Regions from separate parts of the Homo sapiens genome. Here region 1 is linked to region 2. The links are chromatin contacts, found by Hi-C or POLR2A ChIA-PET in ENCODE. All regions are on one chromosome and are shown on one strand. The core of a region is the stretch at or near the end of the contact, and the rest is flanking DNA. Distances in the headings are between cores, read along the strand shown. Region 1 overlaps LOC105372093 (a long non-coding RNA gene). Region 2 overlaps SLC14A2 (solute carrier family 14 member 2).

Region 1 (4,777 bases), core at 1,260-3,759, 110 kb after region 2:
ATCTGAAAAACCCTCATGAGTTCTGAAGCAAATTTCTCATAGTTGGCATTTAACACAATTTTTGTATTATCACTGAGCACACATTAGGCAAAGTCTGTCCTAGTGCATTCTCAGTTCATTGTTGATGCCCTTTCCCAACAATCCAGTTCTCTCCAAGGTCCTCTGAAGATCCCCTCTCAGATCTTCTTCCCTCAAGATGCCCTAAACCTTAGAATCCTTCTGGTCTTATGCCTCTCTTCCTTCTTTCTTCTTTTTTCTTTCTTCTCCTCCTTCTCCTTCTTTCTTTTCCCTTCTTCTTCCTTCTTCTTCTTCTTTCTTCTTCTTCCCTCCCCCTCCCCCTCCCTCTCCCCCTCCTTCCCTCTCCTTCTCCTTCTCCTTCTTTCTTTTTACCCAGGCTGCAGTGCAATGCCATGATCTCAGCTCACTGCAACCTCCACCTCCTGGGTTCAAGCAGTCCTCCCATCTCACCTCCTGAGTAGCTGGGATTACAGGTGTGTGCCACCACACCAGGTTAATTTTTGTATTTTTAGTAGAGACAGGGTTTTGTCATGTTTGCCAGGTTGGCCTTCTTCCTTCTTTACCCTTCTATTATCCTTCCTCTCCTCCCATTAAAGTGTTTCATTTTAAAGGAATAATTTTTTTTTAATAGAGTCTCACTCTGTTACCCAGACTGGAGTGCAGTGGCTTGATCTCAGCTCACTGCAACCTCCACCTCCTGGGTTCAATTAATTCTCCTGCCTCAGCCTCCTGAGTAGCTGAGATTACAGGCAGGTGCCACTAAGCCCTGCTAATTTTTTTGTATTTTTAGTAGAGACGGGGTTTCACCAAGTTGGCCAGGCTGGTCTCGAACTCCTGACCTAAAATGATTCACCTGCCTCAGCCTCCCAAAGTGCTGGGATTACAGGTGTGAGCCACCATGCCCCACCTTAAAAGAAGAATTTAGTAGCCCTAAAGAATCTCCAAGGTGAAGACTAGAAGAGAGAAATCAATGCAGCATTTGTGTAGAGACCTAGGAGGAGAGGGCCTGAACACCAAGCAGTCTCCCTGGTGTTTCTTCTCCATCTTCTATTCATAGCCTTCTACACAAACCAGAAAAAGATCATCAATTTTACACCAGATGTGAGAAGATGCCCACTCCCACTGCCTCCCCCAGTAGTAAGTCCTAATTAAAACTTGCTACCCTCTGAATCTAAAATGATTTAATGCTTCCTTTCCTTTGAAGTGATGATATTACAGATTTTATTATCTTTTCAAGGAGAAAAGGTCTGTTAGAATAAATAAAGCCTTAGTATATGAAGTAATGTTCAGAGTGTCTTATCAACTTTAGTCTTCCCCTGGGAATCCTCTCTCTTCCCCTCTGCTCACCACATCCTGTCCTTCTCTTCCAGCCCTGCTCTGATTATTAACTAAGAACCCATAGAAACTAAGGTTTCCTTTAGCTCTCCCTAAATGGGGTTTGAATAACCCACTAACCATGTTTAAACAGGTCTTCTTAATCATAAACATCACCCTAGAAGACAAACATCACTCTTCTATTATGTGGCTGCCCATAAAACCCAGACAGCTTCCTGTTTCTCTGTTTGGACCTCATGTGCCTGCCAAAGGTATGTGCCATTTCCCAGTGGCTTTGAGGGAGGCATAAAAGCCAGAGCCCACAGGACTGTGTTACTCAGTCTTTGTCTTAGGTCTCAGGTGGGGCCAGATAGGGAGGGGAGTGTCACATCTTGTTGCATTACTAAGGCTGATGGTCACCCAAAATACAAAGATAGGACTGTATCTCTTGGAGATGAAGGTTCACATGTCAACATACACCTCCCACCTATGTCAGTCTTCCCATCCCCAACCTTGGTCATGTCATTCCTCACCTCACTTCCCTCCTACTCCACTTCCAATGTGGAAAGGACCCCTCTTCTCCTGTCCACCCAACTAATAGCTACCTAGCCCACCAAAGTACACTTCAAGCCCCACCTCCTTTCTGAAGCCTCCACTGCCCACTCAGGTGACTTTCTTCTACCATTCACAGATGGTAACATGTGTGTATCATTCCTACCTAAAATGCTGGAGAATGGTATGTTAACTCTTCCTGTGGTATTTGTTTTCCCAACATTATATTTAAGTTCCTGGAGTGCAGAAAGTGTGTGCTGTCCATGTTTGAATGCCCCACATGCCTAATGAAGGACAATGTAGATGGAAGACCCATGAGCAATATACTGAATCAATTAAAGAGACAGGGCATGACATTGTTCAGGCAGCTGTTAATAATAATAATAAAATTAGTTGCTATTATTAAGCCTGTCTTAAACTGCAGAGAACAAGACAGACACAGGGGATGACCTACAAGCTTCAAGACTCAGAGAATTCAACAACCTTAAGAAATACCTCCTGGGCAGAATGCTGTATTTGGAAGGTTGGAAGACTCTGAGCTTGAGAACCCTGAAGAAGGCGGAACTGTTGGGTTGCCGGCAGCCGGGAAGGGTTTGCCTGACACTCTTGGCTGGGCGGGAAGAAATGGGGGGAAGGAGAAGGGCGGCGCACTGGGCTGCTGGAAGCTGGGTTCCTTCCGAAGGGACGTTACGCTACCGTCCGTAATATCACCCCAAGCCCTAGCATTCTCAGGAAAGTCGCTTATGAAGCTATGACTCAAGTGCCGCAGTGCTTGGGCCCACGCTTCGCAGCGTGGAATCAGCGGCGGGGCGCGGCGGCACGAGGAAGCTGTGCAAAGCCGAAGGGGCAGCCTCAGACCAGGAACCTTACCCGTCTGGCGGGTCTTATGGCCGAGTCACCGTGGCGGCGCGGCAGCTCGGGCCCGGTTCTTCCGGGCGGGCCGGGGTGGTCACCTCTGCAAAGCAGGGTTTCTGGGCCGTGATCGAGTCTTGCTCACGGGCATGTCGGGAAACGCCTGCTGCGCTCCCTGCCTGAAAATCCACTCTTGAAAATGCACTCCCTTAGGTTAAAACGCTGCCTTTCCTAAGGACCTTCTTTAAAAGTAAATCCTAACATAAGTTGGTGCAACCAATTTCCTTCCCTTACAGACGCTAAAAGCAGAGCACTGAAGGGGTGGGATTCTTGAAGGGGAGGGAGGGAGGTAAGGCTACTGATGATCCTGGAAGGGACAGCTCCACTGCGAAGGGTTTAGGGGAAGGCGGATATCAGCTCTGGTTGCTCGGTTAGTTTGCCCTATTTGAGCTGACGACTTTCGTTAATGAATTTCACCTCTAGTGCTCAGTGGTTTATCTGAAAGAAAAGGCTGGACTAGAGAAGTGGTTCTCAAATTGGTCCCCAGACCAGCAACATCAGCATCAGCTGGGACCTCGTTAGAAATGAAAACTATAGGCCAGTCCTAGATCTACTGAATGAGGGACTCAGCGGAGAGCCCAGGAATGTCTTTCAACAGCCCTCCAAGTGTTTCTGATTCATGCTGTCATTTGGTGACAAACTGGACTAAATGATCTGGCGAGTCCCTTGCACAGAAGAGAGCTGATACTTTTTAATGTGGTTCATGAGGCCATACAAGGCCCTCACTGATGTGGTCCTCATGTAACTGTCCAGTCTCTTAAGGCAACAGTCTTTCTCATCTACATAAAACTGATAAAACTTTCTCTAAAGAGATTTCCTCTTTGAAACCCAGGCTTACATATGCTGCTCTTCCTGACATAGCCTTTTTCTTCCATTACTATCTCCTATTTGTCCTGTAAGACTTGTTTTGTGATTATCTCTTCCAGGAAGGCCATCTCACACCTCCCAAGGTCAGGTGTCTCCCTTCTGTGTTGTTGTAGCACCTTGTAAATGTTATATCCATTTACCACCTTTATCAGGTCACCCACCAGACTGAGCGAGGTGTGAGCAGAAACTTGTACTTCTGCACGTTCAGTGTCTGACACAATGTTAGCCACTACAGTAATCATCAATGCATGAGTGAATGAATGGATGAATTGAATCCTTTTGTCAACTGAGGGCTCAGATAGTGGCTTTCTGGTTCTTTTTGATCTCTAATCATTGATAATTTAAAGCTCTTCGTGTTACCCCAATGATTTGATCAATGCTTATTACTGTTAGTAATTTTTTTTTTTTTTTGAGACGGAGTTTCACTCTTGTCACCCAGGCCCGATCTCGGCTCACTGCAACCTCCACCTCCCAGGTTCAAGTGATTCTCCTGCCTCAGCCTCCCGAGTAGCTGGGATTACAGGCACCCACCACCATCCTCAGCTAAATTTTTATATTTTTAGTAGAGATGGGGTTTCACCATGTTGGCCAGGCTGGTCTCGAGCTCCTGACCTCAGGTGATCCACCCACCTCAACCTCCCAAAGTGCTGGGATTAGCCACCACACCCAGCAACTGTTAGTAATTCTTTATAGTACATTACATAATACAAATTATTTCATATCCATTAGCCCATTTCAACTTCTCATCAACCTTAAGAATTAGAGTAGGTATTGTTTTAATCATTTTAACAGCTGTAAAACAACTCACAGATATTAAATGGCTTTCCATGGTTACCTATTTCTGTAAAAATTATTTACACAGAGTACAAATAAAACACAAAGTGTCTCCTTGGCAAGGCATAGTGATAGACACATAGGAGTTAAAAACTTATTAAAGACATGATCCTTATCCTCAAGGAACCTCTATTTTAGGAAAAATAAAACATATTCTCCAAATAGCCACAACGTAATAAGTGTATAATAAATCCAATCTTAAGTGAGTCATTCCATTAAGGATTTAGGAGTTTGGTGGACAGAGAAACTGTGGGTGGCAGAGTAGTTAGGGGAAACATGA
Region 2 (5,033 bases), core at 643-3,142:
TTCTGGGGTCTCAACCTGGCTGCACATTGGAATCACCTGCATCCCATCCCAGTGACTAGTTTAATTCATCTGCAGAGCAGCCTGGGTGGGCATCAGGAGCTTCTAAAGCTCTCCAGGAGATTCTAATTTGCCAGCAAATCAAAAACCACTGGTCTAGGAGGCTAGAGATGAACAGTTCCCATCTATGGCAATGGTGGGGAGGCCAAGGGCACAGGTAGAGACCCATGGTGGGGAAAGTGCTGCCAAAGGCCAGGAAGAGGGTATCCAAGGGCCGCTAAAGCTGAACAAGTGGAGGCCAGAAATTTGGACGTGGAAGCTGAGAACATGTGGCAGCAAACAGGGAGGAGTCTGGGGAGGTTTCCTCAACCAGCTGCAAGGTTGGAGCAGCCTCATGAAGATCCAGGACACAGGGACCATCTAATCCTGCCTCCAATCCCCAGAGAGGGGGCAGCATTGCCCAGAGTCACACAGCTGACTAGGGCCACTGTTGGGAATAAAAGTGACTCCCAAGTTAGTGCAACATCACATGCTCCCCAGAAGATGCCTGAATGACCTTCTTCCTCCAGCTCCCCCAAGTCTCATCATTTCATACCACAAGTCAGTTAGCCCAGAGAAATGGACTTTGAGTGAATATGGGAAAATACACGAGGTGGAGAGGGGATTGCCGAGGACATTGCACATCTCAAGGGCCCCTGTAGCTCAGGAGTTTGTCTTTGATAGAGGTTCCCCAGCAGAGTGTGGAAGAGACCACGGTTTGCCTCAAAGGCTTAATAAATTCCTCCTAACATCGTCTCAGGATAGGGGCTGTGGTTGGGGAGAGCATAGTAGAGAGCCCTGCAGCACTGGCAGGCAGAGAGGAGCTTCAGACAGAAACAGCGGGTCAGTGGGGATATCACACACAGGCCTCCAATTTCAAGGGATCCCTTCTGCTTCCTACTCTTCCTTTCAAAGCTTTCAAAATGAATTTGTTTGTCCTGAATGGTGTCACCTCCCAAACACACTGGTATCTGCAGTCCCTGTCCCTTCAGAAGTGGGAACACAGTGCCTTCGATGCATCCCTTCTAGTGTTTTGACACCCTGACGACTCATGAGTGCAGAACGGGGGAACAGGCAATTCAGTCTGAAAACACAGGGTAGTCAGAGCCCAGCCTGCTATTCTCACACTTGACCACAGGAGGGAACCAAAGCATCAAGAAGGAAACTTCCAGGGGCCTGAACATCTTTCAGGATGCATAAAACCCTACTGAAATTGGTGGTCTCTAAAAGTAAATTACCTGTAATAATAAAAATGTTTAGATCCACATTGCAAGAGTTTTCTACAATTACAAAGGCTTGCCAAAATCTGCTTCAAGAGATTACATGGATGTCTCTTGTCCTAATCCCACCAGCCATTGCTACTACAATACCTTAAAAAAACAAAAACAAAAACAAACAGAACAGCCTGAGGTCATCCAGGTGAGGAGAGTCATGGCCAAATTCAAACACAGATTATGCATGGCTCATGGCTCAGGCAGCTTAATACTTTATGAACAGGAAGTGAAGGGCTTCAACAACAACCAAGTTTCTTTTTTTTTTTTTTTTTTTTTTTTTTTTGTTCACCTTCAAGTTCTCCATGTGGAACAGGAGAAAGAACCCTGGATTCCGGGATCAAGCACAAGTCACTGTCTCTCCAGGCTGCTGTTTCCTCATCTAAAAAATTATCAAGGTTGAGCTAAATGAGGGCTTCTTAATTAAAAGTTAGTGGAATCTCTGAGCTCCCTAAATTCCTTGTAAAATGCCCTGTTTATATGAAGATGTACACTTTTTCCCCAAAGCGAGGGCCCAGATGGATCCATGACCAGTAAAAGAACAAAAGAGCCTTCGAGCTGCAAGGCCCCATGATTCTGTGCTTCCTCAGTAGGAACAGGAAATACTGCATAATCTTAACACCTCTTGAGCCTTGCAGGACATTAGCTTCTGAGGTGCCAGAGTAGAGGTGTCCTAACTGATGGTGCTCTTTCCTTCTAACTCCAGTGTTTGGAAAAGGCGAACACCAGGAAAGACAAAACAAAGACCCATTTCCCTATCGATACCGGAAGCCCACAGTCGAGCTGCTTGTGAGTACTGAGTGTCCTGAATCAGGGACAGCGCCCTACAGTCACAGAGCCCACAGCAGATGAGGGAGCTGAGAGCTGTAAACAAGGTTCTCCGATTTAGGCAAACTTTTCTTGCATTCGTATTTTCTGAAATGTAATTACCTGGGACAAAAATGTCTCTTTCACAGTTTACTTTGTAACTTTTCATATTCCTTGTATTTGAATTATTATCAGGCTTCCTTTAAACCCAGTATTCAAGCATTTAGGAAATAAGCTGGTGCCTGTTTTCAAAAACAGAATCTTCACATGTTCAATTTCATACCCTTATGTTTATGAACAGTTATATCTTAAAGACTAGACATGCCAGGGAGAAAGCCATTTCTTCTGGAAAGAGTATTAATGTTAAAAAAAAAAAAAGACTAAAAATCTGTGGTTAATCTCAGTTCTACTGTTTGACCTTGACCTTTGAAAATGAGAACCTCCACTTGCCAGAGTCCTCCTCCACAGAACGAAAGTAAAGATGTTATCTTACTGTGCCTCACGGTAGTTAACCTATTAGATGAGGTCATGTGTCAAACAAAAGACAGTCTAATCTACAGAAACAGGGAGGTTAAACAGCAATTTAATGAAATACCAAATGACAATCTTATTTGGTCCCTGAGTGACCACAAACATGAATTCTCAGTGTAAGAACCACCGAATGTGGGAGACTCTTGCCTATCTCTGTCCTGGACAGGATCTGGACACCATGGAGGAGAGCTCTGAGATAAAAGTGGAAACAAACATTTCCAAGACATCCTGGATTCGGAGTTCCATGGCTGCCAGTGGGAAAAGGGTCAGCAAAGCCCTCAGCTACATCACAGGAGAGATGAAGGAGTGTGGAGAGGGACTTAAAGGTAAAATTCTATGAGAACAACACTGACCCTGACCCTAAAAACTCACCTCCACCCATCCCCAGGAAACCCATTGCCATGGGGGTTCCCTATAGACTAGACTTAGACTAGACTGCACTCTGTTACTGTGGTCTTTCCTGGAAGCTGGGAGTTTTGCTGTTAAAACAGACATACAGCCTCTTGAACTATAAATAGCAATACATGCAAGAGTGTGAGCTCATGAGCTCTCATTTCTGAACAGAACACTTCTGCTATCTCAAATATCCCATCTGAATATTGCAGACAGGTGTTTTTCGCATTGGGATTCTAGAGCCAGCATTCTAGAAAAACGCCATCTGGATGGTTCATGGGAGAACTGTGTCTACCATGCCAATAGGTTCTCTTTAGCAATCTTTCCAGAGCTCAGCCCATGGGTTTAATGCCCTCTATGCAGCAAGAACATGTTCTTGAAAATTCATGGTACCACCACAGGGGTCAGAGGCAGCTCAGGGCACCTAATCCCCCCTGCCAGAAAAACAACCTGGAGGTCACATCTGGCTGGTGATGGGTCTCAAGAGTTTTCTTGGCAGTCAGATGCTCTCTTGAGTTCCTTGTTTACCATCTTTGGTGGCAGGTGACAGCAGGTGGCTGGCTTCCTGCAAACCCACTTCGGATATCCAGATTCCCTCACACCCTCCATCTGCCCACCCAGGGCTGCCCACACTGAGCACTTGCCTACTTCCTGCCCCGGTTCCATTTCAGACAAGTCCCCAGTGTTCCAGTTCTTTGACTGGGTCCTCCGAGGCACATCTCAAGTGATGTTTGTGAACAACCCCCTCAGCGGCATCCTCATCATCCTCGGCCTCTTCATCCAGAACCCCTGGTGGGCGATCTCAGGCTGCCTGGGTACCATCATGTCCACCTTGACAGCCCTCATCCTGAGTCAGGACAAGTAAGTCCCAGAGGCTCAGGGTCCAAACATGTAGCCAAGAAGTCACTCCCCATGGGGACCATTCTTCCTCTTCCCAGCTGAGAAATCCTCAAAATAAGGACACTGACAACTAAAAATGACTGTTCCCTGGTTATTTTGTCATAGCAACATATTTCTAGAGAAATATGAAGGATTCATAGGGTTGTCTTCCTTCCCCACTCCCAGAAGGGTGGTCTATTTGAAGGCGTGTGTAGTCAGGCCCCAGATAAAAAGAATCTGACTCAATAGGAAAATGTAAAGGGCCCTGGGGAAGCCCCTGCTCCACCTGACCCTCCCTCTCCTGCCAGGTCGGCCATCGCTGCAGGATTTCACGGCTACAATGGGGTGCTGGTGGGGCTGCTGATGGCCGTGTTCTCAGACAAAGGTGACTACTACTGGTGGCTGTTGCTACCCGTCATCATCATGTCCATGTCTTGGTAAGTTTGCTTTTGAAGGGTTGTGGGTTCATATCAATGGCCACCAACCTTTTCATCCCAATCCCATGACCGTCTGTCTAAACGTGATATTAAAGTGGCATGTATTTAGCTTGCACATCAGAAATGTCCACTGGACTAATAACTAAGTTTATACCATGGTAGCCCCATGCTAGGTCTATACACAGTATCCCATTAGCGACCACCCTTTATTATTCTTTTAAGATCTAAATGGTTTTTGGTCTCACCCTGCCAGAGTGCAGAGAAAGAAACTGAGGCCCACATTGGTTAAGAGCTGCACTATAGGGTCCTGTCAGTTTCTGGAAATCTTTTCAACCCTCCCCTACCCCGGCTTTTCTAAATCCTTGGGACCCCTGAGCAGACCAAGACCACCTCCCAGGGTAGGCTGAAGGCCCAGCCATGGGGAAGCCCTCAGTGCCTGCTCTACCCCATGTTGAGAAAACACAGGGCACCCTGGCCACAAAGCCCATGCACACAGCCACTCAAAAAAACATTTGTTGAATGAATGTGATTCCCTCCCCTCGGCCTCCCCAACCTGATGCCTGGGGATGGAGCTATAGGATTCCTGAAGGAAGTTCTGAGACTGCCTGCCTTATATCTTCTTCTGAAGTTGAGTCTGGGTGCCCCACCCTGTCACTGTGCAGGGAGGAAGAGGCCCAGG

The links. Hi-C counts contacts between places; a loop is a spot of excess contacts on that map. ChIA-PET counts read pairs that join two places held with the same protein, here RNA polymerase II (POLR2A). Pooled maps may share reads with other maps.
Region 1: a map with no recorded cell type shows a loop between it and region 2 (8-fold over the local background). The contact joins two enhancer-like sites. A Hi-C loop is called at or near these places in 1 of 168 maps with a recorded cell type or tissue (endothelial cell of hepatic sinusoid), 5 of 37 single-sample maps with no recorded cell type and 9 of 50 pooled maps. POLR2A ChIA-PET finds 5 or more read pairs at or near these places in 3 of 52 experiments (CD4-positive, alpha-beta memory T cell, T-cell and activated naive CD4-positive, alpha-beta T cell).

The regions. Positions count from the first base shown.
Region 1 is chr18:45,772,827-45,777,603 of GRCh38, forward strand. The region is part of intron 3 of LOC105372093 (a long non-coding RNA gene); the gene reads right to left. Among named protein-coding and RNA genes, the nearest start is that of SIGLEC15, 50 kb to the right of the region's middle. Within about 2 kb of position 2,510, at least 24 of the 41 ENCODE cell types and tissues checked have a DNase peak (open chromatin) inside an H3K27ac peak, as active enhancers do.
Region 2 is chr18:45,664,124-45,669,156 of GRCh38, forward strand. SLC14A2 (solute carrier family 14 member 2) reads left to right here. Exons shown (of 20, transcript NM_007163.4): 12 at 2,014-2,096; 13 at 2,812-2,971; 14 at 3,710-3,899; 15 at 4,226-4,354. The region is part of intron 7 of LOC105372093 (a long non-coding RNA gene); the gene reads right to left. Among named protein-coding and RNA genes, the nearest start is that of SLC14A2, 51 kb to the left of the region's middle. Within about 2 kb of position 1,893, at least 7 of the 41 ENCODE cell types and tissues checked have a DNase peak (open chromatin) inside an H3K27ac peak, as active enhancers do.